Linked DNA regions of Mus musculus: region 2 is linked to region 1. The links are chromatin contacts, found by Hi-C or POLR2A ChIA-PET in ENCODE. All regions are on one chromosome and are shown on one strand. Each heading gives the region's core, a stretch centred on a gene start or an enhancer-like site at or near the end of the contact. The rest is flanking DNA. Distances are from core to core; before and after follow the strand shown. Region 1 holds the start of Ppp1r11 (protein phosphatase 1, regulatory inhibitor subunit 11). Region 2 holds the start of Mog (myelin oligodendrocyte glycoprotein).

The links. A loop is a pair of places that touch in the nucleus more often than their neighbours do. ChIA-PET counts read pairs that join two places held with the same protein, here RNA polymerase II (POLR2A).
Region 2: a map of T-helper 17 cell shows a loop between it and region 1 (2.1-fold over the local background). The contact joins the promoter of Mog here to the promoter of Ppp1r11 in region 1. A Hi-C loop is called at or near these places in 1 of 37 maps with a recorded cell type or tissue (T-helper 17 cell). POLR2A ChIA-PET finds 5 or more read pairs at or near these places in 2 of 5 experiments (Patski and embryonic stem cell).

The regions. Positions count from the first base shown.
Region 1 is chr17:36,949,196-36,954,405 of GRCm38, forward strand. It overlaps Ppp1r11 (protein phosphatase 1, regulatory inhibitor subunit 11), which reads right to left and starts at 2,597. Exons shown (of 3, transcript NM_029632.3): 1 at 2,228-2,597; 2 at 682-790; 3 at 1-359. The coding sequence starts at 2,311. The coding sequence ends at 157. Znrd1 (zinc ribbon domain containing 1) reads right to left here. Exons shown (of 5, transcript NM_001355422.1): 5 at 5,163-5,210.
Region 2 is chr17:37,020,915-37,026,392 of GRCm38, forward strand. Mog (myelin oligodendrocyte glycoprotein) reads right to left here and starts at 2,484. Exons shown (of 8, transcript NM_010814.2): 1 at 2,198-2,484. The coding sequence starts at 2,285.

The DNA of each region.
Region 1 (5,210 bases), core at 1,347-3,846:
AAGTCAGAATTCCAGGATCTGTATCCACCCTCCTCTTCCTCTTCTCTATCACTCAGGAGACGGAAGAAGGGGGCAGGAGAACGGAGGCAATGGGTGGAGTCCCCATGTCAGATGGATATATTTGGGGCAGGCAGACACATGAATGGTGAGAGGGATTTAGTGCTGCATAGGTCCTGGAGGGGGCTTAGAGGGATCAGGAGGCTGTGGAGGAGTGGTTGGGGTGGGTGCTGGGGTTGTAGGACGCCGTCCTTTGCGGTGACCCCGTACACAGTGCTTATGACTACAGCCTTCTTCTTCATCCTCATCACTCTCGGTGGAGCTCTCGCCAAAGGCCCGAGGCTTCTCATAAATACAGCAGCCTGAATGGAGAGAGAGAAAGCCAGCTAAGAAGGATGAAGAGCAGTGTTCAGTCAGTTTCATTTCCACCAGATCTGTGTGAAAACCTCTCCCTACTTTTCTGGAATCCAGCTGCCTTAGCCTCTTCCCCCAGGAATTCAAGAGAGAGTCGGAAAAACCTGACTCCCATTCTGCCATGGCTTGCCCCCGCCCCCACCCCTAACTCCAGGCAGTTGGTACCGCATAGTTTTATTCCCACCTATTTTTCTTTCCAACCAAGAACTCGATAGAGCTATAAAGCAACAGTGAGATGGTGGCCAGGGACACTGGGCCACCCACACTCACATTTCGACGAGCGTCGCCCCATATGCTCATTGTCCACAGTGTCACTGGACCACTCCACCTTCTTCTCTGGCTTGCGTTTCCGAAGTTTCATAGTTAGGCTCTGATTCTCCTGAAAAGTTAAAAGAGGTGTGGGCCCATCTGACTCACTTCCTCTTGATTTTTCCTGTTTCCTATGGAACCTCCTTTTTTCTCTTCCCTGGCTCAGTCAGTAACACACATCATGCCCCTGGAGAGGCAGGACAGCCTGTTTGTGGAGAGTATGAATCCCTGTTCTTGATAACCAATAGTATGCAAAGAAGGCAATTCTTAAACTAGGGAAGGTGCCAGCAAATTGGCAAACTAAGATACAACCAACGCTATCACCCTTGGTGGCATTAATATATGAATGTTATTTTCTCCCTTTCCTGTGACTGGCCTTTGATCTCACTTTCTTCTTCACACCTCTTATTCATGTTCTAAAGAGACTGAGGTATGTAATCTCAGCACTTGGGAGACTGAAATGGCCTCTGCAACATGGTATAGCTATTTTCTCAGAAAAAAATAAAATAAAATAAAGCAGGGATGGGGAGACATCTCTGTTGGTAAAGCTCTTTTGGTGCAAGCATGAAGACCTGAGTTTGATCCCTTGTATCCACGGGAACAAAAACAACAACAAAAAGTCAAATGTGGTGGTGGTGGTGGTGCAAAAAGGCAGATCTCTTGCTAGCCAGACTAGCCTATTTGGCCAGCTCCAGGCACAATGACTCTGTATCATAAGTAAATAAATAAATAAATAAATATAGACCATGTCTCAGACATCTGAGGTTAACTTCAGGCCTACACACACACACACACACACACACATATCAAAATAAAACAAATATCCAAAACCCTCCTTCTACAAAAAAGCCTTCATTCTTTCTTCTCTCATCTTCAAGCCCAGGGCTCCCTAATCCTATCCACTTATTCTTTAACATTCTGGCATCTCTGGTAATAACTGCTAAACTACTAATCTCCTTCAACCCAGACATTGTCAAACCCAACGCATCTTTCTCCCTTTGAAAGCAATTTGTTTTTGCAAAAGTTGTTTGCTCATTTGCTTCTCTCCTCCCTGATCTGCCAAAACACACTTCACCTTATTTTCTTGTTTCCTCATTTCCTCCGCTTTAACACGCACCCATTCCATGACTATCTATTGGTAAGCACTATTGGTAAGTACTCGTTCTGTACATTTGCCTCCAAAACCACGCCTTCTCAAATGGCGTTTCACTTCCTCCCAGTACCTTTCTGGCTCCTTAACCCAGTTTCCGTTTATTACGTACATAGACCACCACCCCAAGCCTTAACACCTATACTCTAATTGTAACTACGGATTAAACAATCCTTGACCAGTCACTTGAACCATTTGAGCGGCTCCAAGCATCTCTATTTAGTTCCTTGCGATTTTCCCAATAAGAGTAAACCCCACATGATGTCCCAGATCCCAAACCCACCAACTTTCCAAACCCCCCTCCCCCTCCCAGTGCCTCCCAGACCCCTAAATAGACCCCCTGCCCGCCTTTCTCACTGGCTCGGTTGTCTCGGTAACCGTTGTCTCAGTAACCGTTGTCTCAGTGACGGTCTCACTTATCCCGGCCCCTGTCTCCGCCATGGCTAAAGCGAAAAGCGAGAAAGCGGGATGAGACACCCTTTCCTTTTTCTGAGCCTCAGAGATCTAAGAGAACCGGTACAAGACTCGGAGTAGAGGCCAGGATGCTCTAGCTTCTTAATCTCCCCTACTCCTCCACGGCCTCTGCTTCCCCACCCCTGGGGAAAACCTGTCCAACCCCACTTCCGGCCTTTCACTTCCGGTTGTGACGCATCCTGCAGAACACAGTTTCCCTTCCCCACCACCGCCTGGGTCAAAGCAGGCGTCGCCAGAATAGTTCCGCCGTAATGCAATAGTGCGCAGACGCTGAGGTTGGCAGAAGTGATGTCATAGTGGGGGGGGTGGGGCTAGGCAAGGCTTAAGTTCATTGGCTGGTCAACTCGAGGCCGTTGTGCTGAAAGGATGAGGTCTGTGTGCCTAGAATCCTTACCCTATCTGCTGTATCCATAAGCTTAGGTGAAAAAATTAGGTGGGACAGGGAGCTATCTCCAAATTCCTTTTTATCATTCTGTCAAGGAGCGGTTTTCCAGGAGCAGGAAATACACTGGGTTCTAGCCGTCTCCCTGTTTGTTGATATCCCAGTGAAGGTACACTAAACCTGAAATTTTTTGACTGTAGTAGGCCCTAAGATTAAAGCCTGAAACACCTAGATTACCATTTAGCTCCCAGTTTGAGGAATGCAAAGGTTAGATGCAGGGGGCAGAGTAACAAATCCAAATTCATCTGGTTAAATTTTGTTAAATCTCTCCACTATCCATCCAAAAATACCAGTTTTTGTTTCCTTACAATGAGAAACTAGATTTAGATAAGATATATGTATAATACATATAAGTGCATCTTTTTTGTATTGTCCTTGTAATGGTTTTCATTTAGGCTTACTATGCTCGAGAGTCCAAACGGGGGGAGGGGGCTCTAATTTGTAAGCTCCTAGCTTGTACAAACTGTCGTGGCAGCCCGCCTACCTCTTTTAACCAGACATTGAAGGTTTTTTTTTGTTTGTTTGTTTGTTTGTTTGTTTGTTTTGTTTTGTTTTCCCAAATAGGGTTTCTTTGTGTAGCCTTGGCCCTTTTGGAACTCTCTCTGTAGACCAGACTGGCCTCAAATTCAGAAACTTACCTGCTTATGCCTCCTCCAGTGTTGGGATCAAAGGCCACCACCACCACCCAACAAAGAATTATTTTATTATTATTATTATTCACTTTACACCCTGTTCACTGCCCCTCTCCCAGGTACTCCCTCCCACAATCCTTCCCCCATCCCCATCCCCTTCTCTGAGTTGGGTGGGATCCCCCTGGCTATCCCCACACCCTGACACTTCAAATCTCAGCGACACTAGGTGCTTCCTCTCCCACTGAGGCTAGACAAGGCAGCCCAGCTAGAAGAACCTGTCCCATGTACAAGCAACAGCTTTTGGGATTGTCCCTGATCCAGTTGTTTGGGACCCGCATGACAACCAAGTTGCACATCTGCTACATATGTGAGGGGAGGACTAGGTCCAGCCCATGTATGCTCTTTGCTTGGTAGTTCAGATTCTGAGAGTCCTAAGGGTTAGTTGACTCATTTGGTCTTCCTATGATGTTCTTATTCCCTTTGGGACTTGAAATCCTTCTTTCTATTCTTCTATAAGAGTCCCCAAGCTCCTTCCAGTGTTTGGCTATGGGTATCTGTATCTTGAGTGAGCAGCTGGGTGGAGCCTCTCAGAGGACAAGAAGCATGGTATGTACTCATTATAAGTGGATATTATCCACAAAATACAGGTACCACAGTACACTCCATGGCCCAAGTGAGGACTCTTGAATCTCATTTCGAAGGGGGAATAGTCATAAGTCAGATGGAGGAAGGGAACTGGGAAGGTGGGGCAATGGGGAAAGGAATAGGGTGGAGTCAGGATCCAGTGTGGGGAAGGACAGGAAGAGTTGGCTAGATGGCCATGAAAATGAATGGAAATCTGCAACTAGCAGGGGTGAGGGGTTGGGGGAGAACTTCCCAGGATGAGGCAGAGACCTGGGATAGAGGAGGCACCCAAGAGTCAGTGGAGGTGACCTTAGCCGTGATTCACACATCAGGGACATGGAATCTGAAGAACCTACCTCTGTAGTCAGGCAGGACCTCAGTGGATCAAGACACACCAATCCACCCACAAAACTTTGAACCTGATATTTGTTCTGTCTATAAGAAAGGCAGGCACAGGGGATGGAGCAGAGGCTAAGGGATGGCCAACCAATAACCCTGTCCAACTTGAGACCCATCCCATGGGCAGGCACCAGTCCCGGACACTATTAATGATACTCTGTTATACTTGCAGAAAAAAAAAAAATTAAATTGACTGCTCTTGTAAAATTTGCTATTCTAGCAAGATAATAGGCCATAAGACTATTTCTGCTTTTGTAATCAAATTTACCTATTCTGCTCAATGGCTAAGACAACTAACTGCAAGACATATGCTAAAATTAGACTCTGCCTATGTGTAGACAGAATATATGTAATCTGGTGGTTTCTAACTTTATAAGCTTTGATGCTGCTTCTTGGGAATGCTCTCAATTGCAATCTTGGTGCCATGAGTATTTAATAAAGACTCTTATTAATTTGTTTATGGTCATGGGGAATCTCTTAGACCCATAAAAACCTCATTCCAGACTCCATCATTTTATTATAGTTTTTTCTTTTTTTATATCTATATCTCTACTTCACCTAAATTTCCTTTGGAATAAGACCGATTATTGTTATTTTTTAGTTTTTAGTCATGTCGTGATATAGCTCACACTGTATCTGTGAAGTGCTGGGATTACAGGGCATATATCACCAGCCTGACCAGAATAAATGATTAAGAGTAACACACATAACATCAAGGCTTCATAGAAAAATAACTTTAGTAAATTCAAAAGGGAAAGGAGTATTCTGG
Region 2 (5,478 bases), core at 1,234-3,733, 72 kb after region 1:
CCAGGACAGCCAGGGCTATTCAGAGAAACCCTTTCCCCCCTCCCCCCCCCAAAAAGGGTGAGGAAGGAAACATTTTTCATTTTTATTTTATTTTTGAGACAGGATCTCACTGTGTAGCCCTGGCTGGGCTAGAACTCACAGAGATCTGCCTGCCTTTGCCTCCCAAGTGCTAGGATCAAAGCTGTATACCACCACACTCAGTGGTTTGTTTTATTTTAAAGTGTGTGTGTGTGTGTGTGTGTGTGTGTGTGTGTGTATCAGTACACACATGAGTGCAGGTGACTTCAGAGGCCAGAGGCATTTGTCACCTCCCCCCCCCCCCCCATCTCCAGTCCTTTGTAAGTGAAGTATATACTCTTTACCACGGAGTCATCTCTTGAGCCCCTATTTATTAATTTTGAGAAAGGATCTTGCTCTGTAGTGCAGATTGGTCTTGCACTCATAGCAATCCTCCTGTCTCGCCTTTTTAAGTGCTGGAATTATGAGCATGTGCCACTGTGCTTAGCTTAGGACACTCAATTTTTTTGGTAAAGGTTTTGCCTCTGTATCAGAGTGGGTGACTCTATGTCACCTTTGTGCAGCTACTCTTGGAACCCATAAGAGGCTGTGAGATCCCTTGGAGTTGGGGTTACAGGTAGCTGTGAGCTACCCCATAAATGATGGTACTGAGACCCCTACCTTGGATCTTCTGCAAGAGCAGCGAGCATACTTAACTGCTGAATCATCTCTTCAATACCTCTCCTCATTATTTGATTTTTTTTTTTTTTAAGACATGCTTATAGTTCAAGCAGGCCTTAATCTTCCATGTAGCTGAGACTGACTTGAATTTCTGGTCCTTCTGCTTCCATCCCACAAATGCTACAATTATAAGTAAGGGTTCACCACCAGGCCAGGTTTGGGAATATCACATGGAATTCATGAACCCTCAGTAGGGCTTTTTTTTTTTTTTTTTACTTTAAGCTAATATGAAGTAAGCAGTCTCTAGGAAAAGATATGTTCTGAGCCGGGCGTGGTGGAGCACGCCTTTAATCCCAGCACTTGGGAGGCAGAGGCAGGCAGATTTCTGAGTTCAAGGCCAGCCTGGTCTACAAAGTGAGTCCCAGGACAGCCAGGGCTATAAAGAAAAATCCTGTCTCGAAAAACCAAAAAAAAAAAAAAAAAAAAAAGATATGTTCTGAATGTCTAGGACAGAATGCTCCACCATGAAATCATCTGACAATGGCTTCCACTTTTCTACCAGCTATGTTCATCTCTGACTCCTCAGCTCAGATGCTTGCCTCCTTGTCATGTGGCCCACTACTTCTAAGTGCTTCCCAGCGCTCTAGGTTGTTGGGAGTCACCCCATGGATGTGGGTGCCGGTAATCAAACTCCAGTTTCCCATAAGAGAAGTAATACTCTTTACCACAAAGCCATCTCTCTAACCCCTATGTATTAATTCTCTTCTTTTCATTTGTATCTTCAGCCTTATGCTAGCTCTGGAAACTTCTCTGGACATCTCCCCAGTGAGAATCAGCTACTAGCAAACTGGGCTCTTCCTTATACCAGGATGCCCACAGAGGATGCCTGGACTAGGGCGGTTTCTTTATTTCTTCTTTTAGTTGGACAACAGGCTCCTGTATCTCTGCCTTATTCTGCAGAGCAAGTTCTCAAACATAACTCGATGCTATAACTCAACTTGTTTTTGTTTTTGTTTTTAAATATATTATTTTATTTGTGTTGTTTCATTTTAGCATTCAGGCTTAGAGACAAGCACATTTGCCCACTGAGCCACCTCACTGACCCTCAACAAACATTTATTGAGATCTGCTACAAACAGGCATTGCCTTAATGTGCAAAGTACAAAAATACTCTCACTTAACTCTGACGGTAACTCCAAGAAGTTAGTGTCCTCTTTTGAACGATGAAAAAAGGAAACGAAACTAGGGCTACAGATAGAGCTTAGTTGTGAATTGTGAACTTAGCTTGCACCAGGCCCTGAGTTTAATTCCCAGTACCATATGAATAGGGAAAGGTTTGGGTTTACCCGCCCCCCCCCCCCAAGAAGTCAGGAAGGCCTTTAAGGAGAGAGACTATGCCAACAGACCCAAGCATAAACAGGAAGTTTGTATAGCCATTTGAGGATGATTAAAAGAGGTTAGCCAAGGACACTCCCTTTCTGCTCCTAGGTCTCTGCAGGGGTGGAATGAGCATGCTTACCTGCATAGCTGCATGACAACTGGAGGAGAAGGAGGAGGAGAAGGGAGAGGAAGCAGCTGGGCCAAGAGAAGCTCCACAAACAGGCCATCTTTATGGTTACCGGGGACAGAGTCCCTAACAGCAGGGTCAGGCCAAGCTGAGGTCCTCCGGCTGCATGTCCCTTCCTCCAAGAAGCCCGAAGGGAGAATCTGGGAGGGCACTACTGCCCAAGCCCAACCTCCATGTAAGCATTACCACAGCTGTGCCCTGAGGAATGGCCCCACGTCACCCTTGCCAGATATTTGTACAAAAGGACTACAGATCCATTGATGACCAGGGTTTGCTTTCCGACCCAACCCCTCACAGCACTGGAGCAGTGGCTGCCTGGTACTGGGCATTTCTCTTTTCCCCTCCATGGATCCAGTCTTGGGAAGGGCATGTAGTGGTTAGTCAGTGATAATCAGAGGGACTTGTTTGTAAAGTCTATAAGGCTTGTTTAACTCTTTTTTGTTTGTTTGTTTCGAGACAAGGTTTCTCTGTATAGCCCTGGCTGTCCTGGAACTCACTTTGTAGACCAGGCTGGCCTTGAACTCAGAAATCTGCCTGCCTCTGCCTCCTGAGTGCTGGGGTTAAAGGTGTGAGCCACCACGCTCGACTTTGTTTAACTCTTATTGTCACCAAAAACTATCTAGGGGAGAGTGATTAAAAAATAGAAAGCATTCAGCCTTGACTTGCTGTGTCTATTTTGTTTGTGTGTGGTCTTGTATATACCATCCTGGTCACAAACTAATATAGCACAGGACCACCTTTAACTATGGATCCTCCAGGCTTTATATCCCGACTACTAGGTGATGAGACCACCTATAATCGTCATACCCTAACCTAGTCTTCTCTTCCTCCTCCCCTACCCCAACTCTGAGACAAGGTTTTCCTACGGTTGGCTGCCCTGGAACTTGACATGTAGACCAGGGTGGACTTGAACTCACAGAGATTCACCTGCCTCTGTGAGTGCTGGGACTAAAAACCTGCACCTCCATGCCCAGCCTCTTCTATTTTGCTGACAAAGGATGGATATGAGTTTTCGTTGGTGAAAGTTGGTGGGTTTGTATTCATTTGGTTCATTTGGTTTGGAGAGTAGGTCTTACTCTGTGACCTGGAACTCACTATGTAGCCCAGGCTGGCCTCAACTTTTCAGGGAGCCTCCTGTCTCTGCCTTTATAGTGCTGGGATTTCAGGTGTGAGCCACTATGCCCGGCTATCAAAGATTATATTGAGAAAGTCACAAGGTAGACAGTAGGAGCTGACCGTCATTTGTGCCCAGAGAAGCAGTACTAATGAGAAAGAGAAGCAGCAATTGTCAGTCAACATGGGGACAGCTTCAGGAACAGAAGCAGCATGCAGATGCAGGTCCTGCCTTGGCGTTGTTCACAGCTGAAAGTGATATCTATAATGAAAATAGGACCTTTTTGTTTTGAAACAGGATCCTACCTGGCTTGTAAGCCAGGATCCTCCTGTGTTAGTCTTCCAAGTACTAGGCTTATAGGCCTAGGCCATTATGCCAGGTGTGGCCTGTTTTATTTTTTTAAACATGGAATTGGGTTGGGTTGTTTGTTGTTATTAATATTAATTCTGTGTGAGTGCCTCTTTCTTATATCTGAGATAGCATTTAATGTTATTTTGGTCTGTATATTAGCCAGTCTGACTGGGGTGAAATAGAATCTCAAAGTCATTTTAATTTGCATTTCTGTTTTTTTAAAAATTTATCTTGTTGATCTTTCCTTATCAGGACTCAAATAACATCCTTGCTATTTTACACAAACATACAGTATCTCGTTCAAACTTTTCGTATTTATCTAATTAGGCATTCCACAATATTTAGGTCGCTTCCATTAAAAAATAATCTGACAGGCTGAAACAGAAAAATGTATCTAGTTAATTTAAGCTAATAACTATTTAACAACATGGTATGTGCTGTGCTTAATTAATAAAATAAAACAATCTTAAAGTGTTTAGGGCTTCCAGGAGCAGGGTAAGAGAGAGATCCATTAGTGATCTCCTGGGTTGTGTACAATGTCCAATCTCCTCCCAGGGACAGAAATGGCTCAGAAAGCAATCCTCTGACCAATAATTAGAGTCCTGAAGTTCCCACTCCTTGGTATTATATAAGATGTTGATCATGAAGGAGGGGTCCAGTTTTAATATCTTCAATCTGCTAACAGCTACCTAGCAATGAAACCTTGAACAACTGCCCTGACCACATGCCTATGAAGTTTACTTTGCCTGAATCATACTGGTGTGTTTGAATGAATCTGAAGAGTCTACTGGGATTCAGTGACTGATAGATGAAAGGTCCAGGCTATCCCCATTTAGCGAGAAGCCTCATAGGTTTGCTGGGAAAATAATAATGCTGACATGAACCAGCCTGATGCAATTCCTATCAAATGAGTGTTTGAGAAACAAGCACATGGTAGAAAGCATTGACTCTCCCATTCTGCACTTCCTTTTAGGTAACAAACTGTGACTTTTTGTTGATGTTGTTATGATTATAGAGTGTCAAATAGTCCAGGCTGTCCTGAAACTCGATATATAGCTGAGAAAAACCTTGGTCTCCTGATCCTACTGCCTTTGCTTCCCAAATGCTGAGATTACCGAGATACCCCACCATACCTGGCAGGTCAGAGTGTCACCTTTTTCCAATTCACAGTTAGCAAGAATGGAGGGTCTTGAAGCTGACCTCCAAATAAAAGACACAAAGACAGCCAGGCGTGGTGGTGCATGCCTTTAATCCCAGCACTTGGGAGGCAGAGGCAGGCAGATTTCTGAGTTTGAGGCCAGCCTGGTCTACAAAGTGAGTTCTAGGACAGCCAGGGACATACAGAAAAACCCTGTCTTGAAAAAACAAAACAAACAACAACAACAAAAGACTATCAAAGGAATGAGTTATGAATAAACAACTCTGCTAGGTCTAGAAAGGGTTGAAATCCTATACCCCATAAAACCCAACTCTTTGAGCCAGGTGTGGTGACACACGCCCTTAGTCCCAGCACTCGGGAGGCAGAGGCAGGCGGATTTCTGAGTTCGAGGCTAGCCTGGTCTACAAAGTGAGTTCCAGGACAGCCAGGACTATACAGAGAGACCCTGTCTCGAAAAACCAAAAAAAAAAAAAAAAAAAAAAAAAAAAAAACCCAAACAAACAAACAAACCGACTGTTTGTTTTTCAAATTGAGTGATCTTTAAGACCCTCTTTTCTTCAGCCAGGACTCAAATAGGGAAATTATCTAAGAGACAACTGAGAAGGTCCC